2 separate regions of the Homo sapiens genome follow, and region 2 is linked to region 1. Evidence: read pairs that join two places in POLR2A ChIA-PET (ENCODE). Cell type or tissue: Panc1. All regions are shown on one strand. Each heading gives the region's core, and the rest is flanking DNA. Links, peaks and the distances in the headings are about the cores only.

What was found. Peaks named below come from ENCODE experiments on the same cell type or tissue, not always from the same donor. Only the 100,000 strongest peaks of a DNase experiment are listed, where the experiment ranks them.
Region 2: POLR2A ChIA-PET joins it to region 1 with 9 read pairs; 2 of 35 experiments call an interaction of 5 or more read pairs at or near these places.

What each region holds. Positions count from the first base shown.
Region 1 is chr14:34,687,881-34,694,579 of GRCh38, reverse strand. It overlaps LOC107984628 (a long non-coding RNA gene), which reads left to right. Exons shown (of 3, transcript XR_001750947.2): 2 at 18-269; 3 at 1,576-1,696. It also overlaps the pseudogene RPL23AP8. Among named protein-coding and RNA genes, the nearest start is that of CFL2, 23 kb to the left of the region's middle. In Panc1, for the core only: no CTCF peak of the experiment used is centred there; no DNase peak of the experiment used is centred there; H3K4me3 peaks cover 302 bases; H3K27ac peaks cover 2,629 bases.
Region 2 is chr14:35,101,421-35,108,119 of GRCh38, reverse strand. It overlaps PPP2R3C (protein phosphatase 2 regulatory subunit B''gamma), which reads left to right. Exons shown (of 13, transcript NM_017917.4): 6 at 746-816. It overlaps LOC101927178 (a long non-coding RNA gene), which reads right to left. Exons shown (of 5, transcript NR_110415.1): 3 at 5,391-5,439. Among named protein-coding and RNA genes, the nearest start is that of PRORP-PSMA6, 17 kb to the left of the region's middle. RefSeq lists a silencer at 5,224-5,391. In Panc1, for the core only: no CTCF peak of the experiment used is centred there; no DNase peak of the experiment used is centred there.

The sequences.
Region 1 (6,699 bases), core at 1,131-6,130:
CTTCTTCTCTCCACCAGGCCGAATCAGGGTGTTGACCTTGGCCGCATCAATGTCACAGAGCTTCTTCACAGCCTGTTTGATCTGCTGCTTGTTGGCTTTAACATCCACCGTGAACACAAGTGTGGTGTTGTCTTCTATCTTCTTCATGGCGGACTCAGTGGTCCACAGAAACTTGATGATGGCATAACGGTCAAGCTTGTTTCTCCTGGGGGCGCTATTCCGAGGATATTTGGGTGGCCTCGAGTCGCAGTGTCCTGGGCCTCCGGAAGGTGGGTGACGTGCGGGTCTTCTTTTTTTGTGTGGATGTGGACATCTTTCAACACTGCCGTCTTCGCCTTTAAAGCCTTTGCTTTGGCTTCGGCTTCGGCTTTAGGAGGGGCAGGCGCTTCCTTTTTCGCTTTTGGCGCCATCTTGTGAAAAGGGTCCTGTTTTCAAAAATTATATCACTGACCTTTGCTCAATAGGAACTGTACTTTGAGGTTTTTCTTTCAAAATTGGTAACGGATTTGCCTCTGGGTTTACCTTCCTTTCCCTCTTCGAGGGCATACATTAACAAAGGACTATCAGGTTTGGGACCATGCCATTGAAACGGGACAAGTTCCCTTGTCCCCCCTTGCAGGGCGTGCAGTGGGGGTGTGGCTCGCTTCTTCAGTGCTCCGATGCTCAGACTTCTAGAGGAGCCTACAGATGGGCAGGCTGTGGGGCTCCGACCCCACAGCAGTGTCTAGGGGTGAATATTTACAGCTCCTGAAGCCCCAGTGGGCGTGTGTTACAGGATGCTCTTTTAGTTTTGCTCTTTTAGTTTTGCTATCTCTAGGCAGCTTGTGTTAACCAGCTCAATTAGACCCTCTACCCTCTACCTTGTGGCAAGGACAGAGGGCTTTCTGTATCCCAGGTTCTTGCCTTGGTGTACCGGAAGAATCGGATCACAAGTGGGCTTGGAGAATGAGTGCAAGGTTTTATTGAGTTGAAGTAGCTCTCAGCAGATGGGGGAGCTGGTTTTCCCCTGGAATCAGACACGCGCTCCTTCGATTACCCTAGCCAAACTCCACGTTATTCTGCTGGTCAGTGGCCAGCCTGCATGCTGGTGCCTGGCGGTGCGTTCCTCTAGACGTCCAGCTGCCTGTGTATTCCTCCACCGAGGTACTCCTTTCCAGCTCCAGCTGCTTCTGTCTCTGCCTTGCTAGGGTCCCGGGTTTTTATAGGCACAGAATGAGGGCGTGGCAGGCCCAGGTGGTCTTAAGAAATGCAACATTTGGGCAGGAAATGCCTGACTACACCTTGGTCCCTGGGGGTGGAGCCCTAGCCAGGGACCACGCCCTCCTCTTCGGAGCACTTCCCTTCCCTTCTTCTGTGTCATTTAAAGGGACCAAGCTCTTCCCTTGCCAGCACTCTCCTTCCATATCACCATAACCACAGAAGAAAGAGAATTTACCTCCACAGAGCTCAAACCTTAATATTTTAGCGTAAAATATTTTAGCATGAAAGAACTCTAGTGGTTCATAAATCTCTTCACTTTCTTCTTTCTCTAACTGGACTGATTTTCAAACATCCCTCTTCTTTTCTCATCTAAAGCATTGCCCCTAGCCCAAGCAGTGGAACTCAAATCTGTCCCTGGAAAAAATGAGAATGGTGACATAAAATGTGAGCAATGGCTGGACGTGGTGGCTCATGCCTGCAATCCTAGCACTTTGGGAGGCTGAAGCAGTGGATCGCTTGAGCTCAAGAGTTCGAAACCAGCCTGGGCAACATGGTAAAACTCCATCTCTACAATAAATACGAAAATTGGGGCAACAGAGTGAGACTCTGTCTCAAGTAAATACATACATACATACATACATACATACATACATACATACATACGTACATACATACAGTGTAGGCAACACGATCAGGAGTCAAAGAAAAGTGGACAATTTCAGTCATTGGGAAAACATTTGTTGAATACTTAGTATGTACCAAACACAGCACTGACTTCCAAGTGTGTGGTTTCCCTCCAGGGACACATAAAACTCAAATCCAGTCAGATGTGCCAGGATTGGTTTCTATGTTTAAGTGTTCAGAGGGACTTTTTCAACCAAAGCAACTGGAAGACTTTTTGCAGCGTGTACCACTTACATAGCTAAAGCACATCCTATAGTAGATTTTTAACCTTAAACAGACATTGTTTAACAGGTTTAAAGAAGAAGCAGGAAAACAGGAAAATCCCAGCGGGGTGTGTGTGTGTGTGTGTGTGTGGTTTGGGAAAGGGGTGGTGGAAGGTGATTAAATGCTAACTTTCATACTTTTTGGAAATAAGTGGTGGTTGAATTTATGGCTTAATCAATAAGGGTTATTTTGGCTTTTTTGCCCTGTTCTGGGGTAAGGAAGACCTCAACCTTTACTCTGCATCTGGTCCTTAGCATAAAGTACTTACTCTGGGCTGGGCGCGGTGGCTCACGCCTGTAATCCCAGCACTTTGGGAGGCCGAGGCGGGCAGATCACGAGGTCAGGAGTTCGAGACCAGCCTGGCCAACATGGCGAAACCCCATCTCTACAAAAAATAGCTGCGCATGGTGGCGGCGCACGCCCGTAATCCCAGCTACTCTGGAGGCTAAGGCAGGAGAATCTCTTAAACCTGGGAGGCGGAGGTTGCAGTGAGCTGAGATCGCGCCACTGCACTCCAGCCTGGGTGACAGAGCGAGATTCTGTCTCAAAAAAAAGAAAAGAAAAGAAAAGAAAAATGTATTGCCACATTAGAGGTGATGATTGTTGAAGTGTGTGGTGTGCATGTATTTGTCCATTCATTTAGAAACAATTTGGTGAATACATTATGTAGCATCCTCAACTGCCCTAAAAGAGCTTTCGGAGAAGAAACGAAATGCAGATGGTCAAAATTTAACCATGGTTTGACTAAACGATTTTTCAACTTTTACGATGGTGAAAATGACATGCATTCAGAACTCTTCTAGATTTATGATGGTATTGCATCCAGATAAATCCATCATAAATTGAAAGTTTTTGACTTACGATATTTTCAATTTATGATGGGTTTATCTGAACATAACACCATCGTAAATGGAGGAACATCTGTATATGTCAATGGCCATACCACAAAGAGGAAAGTGTTCGTGCTGCACTTTAGATAAGGACGCTGTATGTTTTTGATGGTATAGTATTAATTCCATTAACTTGACTGTAAATAGCTCAAGGCCATTTAGAAATACCACATGAATAGAGGGAAAGTCCACTTCATTTACTTTTCACAAAGACAAATTGGGATCTTATTGATCCCCTTTGTAGCAAATGATCAAGCTAGAGAAATTGGGGGAATATTAAATAAATATCACTTTGGCATAAAAGGCTATGTCACATTAAAAGTGTATTTTTGTAACATATTGATTTCTCACATGCAGTTGCTTAATTCTTAGAGCACCTTCTATGAAGGCTTATTATACCACAAAAGACATGTCTACACCGGCAGGCAAAATTACATGGTAGAAAAGCCTGGCTTTTGCAGTCAGATGTGTTATTAGAATGCTTGTTCCTGCTTGGCCGGGTGCGGTGGCTCACGCCTGTAATTCCAGCATTTTGGGAGGCCGAGACGGGTGTATCACGAGGTCAGGAGATCGAGACCATTCTGGCTAACACAGTGAAACCCCGTCTCTACTAAAAATACAAAAAAATTAGCCGGGCGGTGGCAGGTGCCTGTAGTCCCAGCTACTAGGGAGGCTGAGGCAGGAGAATGGCGTGAACCCAGGAGGTGGAGCTTGCAGTGAGCCGAGATCGCCCCACTGCACTCTAGCCTGGGCAACAGAGCGAGACTCTGTCTCAAAAAAAAAAAGAATGCTTGCTCCTGCTTTATACTAGGTGCATGACCTTGGACAAAGTGTCAACTTTTCTGGGTGCCAGAGTCCTCGTCTGAAAACAGAAATAGTACTACCTCTAGGGTTGTTGGATAATCAATAATAGCCTTTTAAAAAATTGACACATTGGCTGCCGTGGCTTACAGCTGTAATCCCAGCAATTCAAGAGGCAGACTCTAGAAGATCACTTGATCCCAGGAGTTGGGGACCAGCCTGGGGAACATACAGAGACCCCGTCTCTACAAAAAGTTAAAAAGTTAGCTGAGGATGGTGGCGTGCACCTGTAGTCCAAGCTACTTGGAGAGGCTGAGGTGGGAGGATTGCTTGAGGCCAGGAAGTTGAAGCTGTAGTGAGCTGAGATGGTGCCACTGTTTTTTTTGTTTATTTGTGGGGTTTTTTAAATCAACTTTTTTTTGTTGTTTTTTGTTTTGTTTTTTGTTTTTTGAGACGGATTCCCACTCTATTGCCCAAGCTGGAGTGCAATGGCATGATCTCGGCTCACTGCAACCTCTGCCTCTCGGGTTCAAGCAATTCTCCATGCCTCAGCCTCCCAAGTAGCTGGGGCTACAGATGTGCCCCACCATGCCCGGCTATTTTTAGTATTTTTAGTAGAGATGGGGTTTCACCATGTTGGCCAGGCTGGTTTCAAACTCCTGACCTCAGGTGATCCACCCACCTCAGCCTCCCAAAGTGCTGGGATTACAGGCATGAGCCACTGCACCCAGCCCGTTGTCTCTTTTAAATGTTAAAAAATAAATACGGCCGGGCACGGTGGTGCAATTACACCTGTAATCCCAGCACTTTGGGAGGCCAAGGAGGGTGGATCATGAGGTCAGGAGTTCAAGACCAGTCTGGCCAACATAGTGAAACCCTGTCTCTACTAAAGATACAAAAAATTAGCCAGGTGTGGTGGTGTGTGCCTGTAATCCCAGCTACTCGGGAGGCTGAGGCAGGAAAATCACTTGAACCCAGGAGGTGGAGGTTGCAGTGAGCCGAAACCACTCTGTTTATTTTGAGACTCTGTCTCAAAATAAATAAATACATAAATACATAAACAATGCTGTTATGAATCTTTGTGTACAAGTTTGTTTGTGTGGTTGTATGTTTTCATTTTTCTTAAAAATATATGTACCTATCTGTCATATGCTAGTAATATGATAATTATGTTTAACTTTTTTTTAAGAGACAGGGTCTTGCTCTGTCACCCAGACTGGAGTACAGAGGTACAATCATAGCTCCCTGCAGCTTCCAACTCCTAGGCTCAAGTGAGTTTCCCACCTTGACCTCCCCAAGTGCTGGGATTACAGGTGTGAGCCACCGTGCCTGGCCTGTTTAACTGTTTGAGGACATTATTTTTATTATGAAAATTTTCAAAAGCTGAAAGAATGGTACAGAGTACCTGTATCTCTCCATTTAAAGTCAATAATTTTTGACATATTTTCAGATTCACATCCCCATTTCTCTCTCTGATTTCATTTTTTAGAGCCAGCACTCTTAACTACTAAATTACATTTGTCCCCAATTGAATGAATGAACATAGGTAAAATAGTATAATCCTTGGCCAATAATGGCTACTCAATAACATAAATTCCGTCCTCTCCTCCTTTCCTCAATACTTAGAAATATAGGATCTGGAGCTCTTATCTCTACATCAAGATAAGAGAAGTGAAAACTGAATTAGATTCATGAACCTCCCTGTCCGCAGTGTTCCTGGACCAAGGTCAGTGGAACTAGGAAAGTGGCCATCCAAACTGTGATGATTCAGGGGTTCAATTGCTGGTTGATTTTACTAGGGTGAGATAATTAGGAAGGGCAAAATATATTCTATGAATAGATAAATTAGCAGGGGGAAAAAAAGAGTCCAACCATCACAACTGTTTTTTATTTCAAGGTAGCAGGAACTTCAGCTCACACATATGCAAACAAACCTATTCTAAAGCAAAATTTAAAATCTCATGTGCTAATGCAGACTTTTTCACATCCCTCCCACTGAGTGCCTGGACATAAGGAAGGAACTGTGTAAGTGAACTGACCAGTGCTGAAGTTTTACCAAAACACCAACAGAAAGGGTCAGTTTCTTTCTGGACAGTGATATTGAGCAGGTGAAAAGTATGGCAGCTCATTACTCTACTTTTCACTGATTTTTGAAAATAATCAACCATAACTTTAGATCCTTGGGGTCCCCAGAACAACTTTCACTCCCGTGAAATCCACATGCTTACAAGAAGCTGTTGGGCTTACTGGAATTTTTATGAATTCCAAACCTGCCAATCATAATTTTCAGGCATCAGACCTTTAGCAGCCACTTCTTATCCAGAGATATTCCTGTAGCAGAGGTTTTCTCCCCATTGCTGAAATAAATCTAGTGAGATTATGAATACTTTTGGTCTTGCAAACACCCAGTTGTGCTGCCTGAGTCCTACTAGATTCAGACCAGACATTCTGAACCCTGGCTGTGCATCAGAAAGAGACCATTATCACTTCTAGCAAAATTAACAATTTCTTAATCTAATCTAATACCTAATCTATATTTAAATTTTCCCAATTGTCTCCATAATGTCATTTTACAGCTTGTATGTTCAAACTAGAGTCCAGCAAAGTCCACACACTGTTTGTTTTTTATTCTTAAGTCTCTTATAATCTAGAACAATCTTAAATACCCCCAGCGCCCCCACACACACACTTTTTCTTAATGCCATTGACTTGATGAAGAAACTAAGTCAGTTTGTCCTGTAGAATGTCCTACCTTCTGGATTTGTCTGATGGTTTCCTTGTGATGGCCTGCCTCTGTTCCTCTATTTCTTGTATTTCCTATAAGCTGGTAGTTAGATCTAAACGGTTGCTTAGATTCAGG
Region 2 (6,699 bases), core at 621-5,620, 410 kb before region 1:
CTTGAACTCCTTATCTGGGAATCAAGTAGGTTTTTGGTCTGTGCTTTTATAAGTATTTCTTCTATGTGAAATCACTCTAAGTTTGAATAGTAGAATTTCTTATCTTTTGACCAAGATGTGTTACATAAACTTGGGTTAGCATAAAAAAACAAAAATTTTTTAAACCCTCATGTGTCTTAAAGATAATAGTAGACTAGAAATATTAAGAGCTGAACCAAGAGTTTTAATGTATGGTAATTTGAAATAATTTTAATTTACTGATAATTTTATTTTACCAGTATATTACAAGTTGAGTTGACTGATAGTTTCAAACCCAAAGCTGTAATATCAGTTTCAAGGAGCATCAATTAAACAGCTTGGACTTATGATTCCTACAAGTGCCATAATAATCTGTGAAAGCCTATTGTATACAATCTTTAATAATTGGTTGCTGTAATTAACCTCAGAAATAAAAGCAGCTTCACTGAAGGCATAATATTATACTAGCTGTCCCTGTTTGGTGGAACACCAAGTTTAATTGGTAAAGAACAGTATCTTCAAGGTGTCAATTTTATTATAGCTTTAGTCATGGTAGAATTGTTGAACTCTTCCATTCTATGGTTTTTTGTTTCAAGCAATTTTGTGGTGAGAAGAAATGTTTTTAGAGTTACTAGATTAGCTTGTCTCAAATCTGGCTCTTTATCTCCTTTTTCATATCTGAAGGATAGATCTTAAGAATTACTTTCATTTTCTTGTTTATTGTCAGTTTGGCTTCATCAAACAAGAATAGGACTCAGTTTATATGATGTCGCTGGGCAGGGGTACCTTCGGGAATCTGTAAGTGTTAACCTTATAGATATTATATTAACTCTTATAGACACTAAAATGTAAACTGTAGTTATCACTGGGTGTTGGGATTACAGGCTGTTCTCATAATACTTTGTTTTATTTCTGTCTGTGTGTGTTTGTGTGTACATATTTAGTTTTACTGTAACAAAGCAACTTGTACACTTTCAACTTTTAAAATTGAACATCATCTTTCCAGTGAAACAAAAAACAAATTTAAAATAAACAAAATTACAATAGAGAATGTCAATTCCAAATAAGATCCTACAGGTTCTACTGATTCTCCCATGGAGTAGCAGCCTTCAAGTCATCATTAAGAGAGAATTTATGCTGGGTGTGGTAGCTCACACCTGTAATCCCAGCACTTTGGAAGGATGAGGCAGGCGGATCACCTGAGGTCGGGAGTTTGAGACCAGCCTGACCAACATGGAGAAACCCTATCTCTACTAAAAATACAAAATTAGCCAGGCTTGGTGGCACATACCTGTAATCCCAGCTACTTGGAAGGCTGAGGCAGGAGAATCACTTGAACCCAGGAGGCAGAGGTTGCTGTGAACCGAGATAGCGCCATTGCACTCCAGCCTGGGCAACAAGAGTGAAACTCCGTCTCAAAAAAAAAAAAAAAAAAAAATGTATTGGCTGGGTGCAGTGGCTCACGCCTGTATTCCCAAGGCCTGTACTCCCAGCACTTTGGGAGGCTGACGTGGGCGGGTCACCTGAGGTCAGGAGTTTGAGACCAGCCTGACCAATATGGTGAAATTCCATCTCTACTAAAAATAGAAAAATTTGCTGGGCTGTGGTGGTGCATACCTGTAATCCCAGCTATTCAAGGGGCTGAGGTGGGAGAATCGCTTGAATCTGGGAGGCAGAGGTTGCAGTGAGCCGAGATTGCACCACTGCACTCCAGCCTGGGCAACAGAGGGAGACCCTGTCTCAAAAAAAAAGAGAGAGAGAATTTATTTTAAAGGTGTCATTTTAAACTGCAAGGATGCCCCTTAAAAATCACAATTAAACATGCCAAAGGAAAAGCAACGTTGTCAAAATGCTCACTTTAAACTATCAAAACGTTTCAAACCTACCCTTTGCTGACCTATAACCCCATTTTGTAAAATTTATTTTCTTTTTTTAAATAAGAGACAGTAGACAAGGATGCCGGGCGTGGTGGCTCACGCCTGTAATCCCAGCACTTTGGGAGGCCGAGGCGGGCGGATCACGAGGTCAGGAGATCGAGACCATTCTGGCTAACACGGTGAAACCCCATCTCTACTAAAAATACAAAAAAAAATTAGCCGGGCGTGGTGGCAGGCACCTGTAGTTCCAGCTACTTGGGAGGCTGAGGCAGGAGAATGGCATGAACCCAGGAGGCGGAGCTTGCAGTGAGCCGAGATCACGCCACTGCACTCCAACCTGGGCGAAAGAGCGAGACTCCATCTCAAAAAAAAAAAGACACAGTAGACAAGGAGATGTTGGTAAATGCTAACTGTCCATATTCACATAGAGACATAGTATACTCTGCGCTCAATAGAGGAAAGCAGCTAGAATTCTATGCACGACTACACAAGGGCCTAGCACCTTCCAGCTTCCAGCAGAGCAAAGGGAACAGGTTTTTCTTTTTTTTTCCATAGACCTCGGTGGTGTTGATTCCATATAGTTTTTGTTGAGACACAGGATGTTTCCGTTTTGGGGTTTGGTTTTTTATTTTTATTTTTTTTAACAAATGACATGTGTTACTAAACAAATGTTTAATGTATATTGACTATACAAATTCCTTTTTAGATTCTTTTTCTTCAAACTTTAAAAAAAAAAGGCCTTTTGGCTGGGCGCGGTGGCTCATGCCTATAATCCCAGCATTTTGGGAGGCCGAGGTGGGCAGATCTTGAGGTCAGGAGTTCAAGACCAGCCTGACCAACATGGAGAAACCCCGTCTCTACTAAAAATACAAAAATTAGCCAGGCATGGTGGTGGCCACCTGTAATCCCAGCTACTCAGGAGGCTGAGACAAGAGAATCGCTTGAACCCAGGAGGTGGAGGTTGCAGTGAGCCTAGATTGTGCCATTGCACTCCAGCCTGGGTGACAAGAGCGGACTGTCTCAAAAAAAAAAGCCTTTTAAAGGGGAAAATAAAAAGAATGTAGCATTTTAACATTTAAAAATCACTGAAAAACGTTTGATTATTCATGAGTGATATTAATGTGTCACTATTTTTTAAAGGGCCAAGAATTCCACCCCCCCGCTTTTTTTTTTTTAAGAAAATATAAGAGAAGCCAGACACGGTAGCTCACGCCTGTAATCCCAGCACTTTGGGAGGTGAAGGCGAGTGGATCACTTGATGTCAGGACTTCGAGACCAGCCTGATCAACATGGTGAAACCCTGTCTCTATTAAAAATACAAAAACATTAGCTGAGCATGGTAGCAGATGCCTGTAATCCCAGCTACTAGAGTGGCTGAGGCAGGAGAATCGCTTGAACCCAAGAGGCAGTTGCAGTAAGCTGAGATCATGCCACTGCACTCCAGCCTGGGCAACAGAGCAAGACTGTCTCAAAAGAAAAAAGAAAATATGAGAGAGAAAATGAATGTGACTGTATTCCCACCTCTGGGTTTAAGATTGCTAGGTCAGTTACCAAGAGGCTGCTTGTTTCCTATTAGGCACTGCTGTAATTAGGCCAAGTTATCAACAGAGAATTATAACTTCATGGTCCAAATGGCTATGCTTCTTCTGAGTATGGGTATCTAAATTATATGGACTTACTTTTCACCTCAGGCTTTTTTCCCAAATATACAGTGCTTTTTTTAAGATTGTAGGGGAGAGGGGAAGGGAGTTGGGCATGAATATAAACTAGGTTAATTAATCAAATAATTATTCAGATATAAGGGTTAAAGAAATGTAAATTTCTTGTTATAGTTCGTATGGTTCCTGCTATAATTTGTTGCATTCTGTTTTGTCTAGATTTCTGTAGATAGAATCTGTTAGCTCATTCTGAACATTTATACTGTAAAACCTTTCCAGGGGCACACTACAGTTCTCTTTAAGGTTCAGACCAACTTGAGAATAAAAGGCTCTTGCTTCTGGCAAGGAAGACATAATTAGCCACCTGCTGGTACTCGTTTAGAGGTCAGGTCCAAAACTGGAGTACTTCTCTAGCTCTGAGAATTCTTGTTAGCAGTTCACTTGATTTATAAAAACAGCAATATTGATTTATAAAAACAGTCCCCTGTTACTGCTTGTCTTGCCTCTTTCCATGGATGGAAACAAAGATTGAAAGAGAGATGAGCAAAAGGGAGAGAAAAGAAACAGTGTACTTCTATAGTTGTTTTTAAAAAGGAATAATTTTCCCCTTCTCTCAATGAAAGAAAACACTTTTCTCAAAGTATTTCTTCCATCCTTGGCCCATTGCCTTTTGAAACCCAGACTTTGTGTCTTACTAATTTGAAAGGCAGTGGCTTCCAGACCAACATTTATAATCTGAGTAGAGTATACAAAGTTTTATTCACTTATTAAATCTTATTAAGCATTTAGTAGACATTTATTTGGGGGCAGGTATTATTCTAAGCTTGTAGGGCTCATGTTTTACTTTGTGACAATCTGTTTGCCCAGATTTCTTTTTTTTCTTTTTTTTGTTTTCTTGCCCAGATTTCTGTAGATGGAATCTGTTAGCTCATTCTAAATGTTATACTTTAAAACCTTTCCAGGGACACAGTACAATTTTCATTCCCTTGTAGACCTATTTTTTCTAGCAGAGTGGGAAGACAGACACTAAATTATAAGCAGATAATATCAAATAGTGACAAGTTATATGTAGAAAATAAAACAGTAAACTAGGCAGGAATATGACTGGGATTGACAGACGATTTTAGGTAGGCTGGAAGGAGCATCTTTTTGAGATAGTGATTAAGTTTTAGCCATGAAGTACGAGAAAGAAGCCAGCCTTATGAAGATGTAGTATAGAGGAAACGGCAAATACAGTGTCTCCAAGGCAAAATTAAGCCTGGACCTGTTCTAGGAACAGAAGGAAGCCAGTGTGGCTAGAACAAGGACTATAGTAACAGAAAATGAAGTTGGAGAAGTAGGCAGGGGCCACATGTAGGGCCTTTTGGGCCACAGTAAGGACTTTGGATTTATTTTGAGGCTAACGGGAAACCATCGGAAGTTTTAAGCTGAGTCTGTCAGGATATGATTTACATTTTAAAAGATCATTCTGGATGCTGTATGGAGGATGTAAGGAACTCAAAGTACGGCCAGGCACGGTGGCTCATGCCCGTAATCCCAGCAACTTTGGGAGGCCGAGGCAGGTGGATCGCTTGAGCTCGGGAGTTCAAGACCAGCCTGGCCAACATGACGAAACCCCGTCTCCACTAAAAATACAAAAATTAGCTGGGTATGGGGGTAGGCACCTGTAATCCCAGCTACTTGGAGGCTGAGGCAGGAGAATCACTTGAACCCAGGGGATGGAGGTTGCAGTGAGCCAAGATTGAGCCACTGCACTCCAGCTTGGGCGACAGAGCAAGGCTCCATCTCTAAATAGATAAATAAATCTGGAGTATAAGCAAAATATTTAGGCACCTACCATGATAGTCCAGGTGAGATGATGGGCCCATAACTAGGGTAATTGGTGGCTGTAGAGAAAGCAAGAAATAGATTAATTCAATATATATTTTGGACTCCCCTCCTTCCCAGAAAAAACACAAATTGCTGCTAGATTGGATGTTCAGGGTAAGGAGTGTGAAGGCATTGATGAAGAAAAAGAGAAGCCAAAGACAAGTCTTAAATTTTTATTTTGAGTAACTGTTGGAATAGAGGAAAAGCAGGTGAGGACCAAGGTTGGAGATGACAAGAGAGCCCCATTTTGGATACTTCAAGTTTGAGATGCCAGTTGTCCTATAAACTTGAAAGTATCTCAGATCTACCAGAAATTTGATATTTGAAATGGTTAAAGCAAAAATAACATTGTTAAAATAAGTATAAGAAACCATGGGAAGGCACAGTGGCTCACGCCTGTAATTCCAGCACTTTGGGAGGCCAAGGCAGGCAGATCACTTGAGGTCAGGAGTTCGAGACCAGCCTGGCCAACATGGCGAAACCCCCTCTCTACTAAAAATACAAAAATTAGCCAGGCGTGGTGGTACGTGCCTGTAATCCTGGCTACTCAGGCTGAGACACAAGAATCGCTTGAACCCAAGAGGTGGAGGTTTCAGTGAGCTGAGATTGCGCCACTGCACTCCAGCCTGGACTGGACTGAGACTCCGTCTCAAAAAAAAAAAAAAAAAGAGAGAGAGAAACCATGGAAGGCTTTTAAATTTATAATCCTGTAATAGGGAAAGCCTTTCTAAGTATGACAAAACCCAGAAGTCTAGAAAACAATAAATTCAGCTAAATTTTTAAAGATCTATAGGGCAAAGCCCATGTTAAAGTAAAAAGAAAACAACAAACTGGGGGAAATACCTGAAACAGTCAGAAATGGCCAATTACCCTAATATATAAAAAGCTCCCAGAAATCAAGAAGAAAGCCATTAACCCAATAAAAAACTGGACAAAGATATAGATAATGTATAAAAAGTAAAATTCAAATGCTTCTTAATCATAAGAAACAACTAACTTCACATAAGAGAAATGCCAGATAAATCTACACTAAGTTGCCATTTTTCCCCTATCAAATTAGCAAAGATCAGAAAGTTTGAATTGACACCTTTAGTGTTTGAGTAATTTTTTCACAGTGCTTCTGAGCCAAAAGAAATCCCTAAAAGTTTCACTTATTAACTAGTTAATTTTAAACAATTTAATGAGTATTCATTAAGCTTATTAGCCATTTGAATAAATAATACACTTAAGTTGAAAGAAGATATTTTTATTTCATTCTTAAGTACAGTTATTAATGG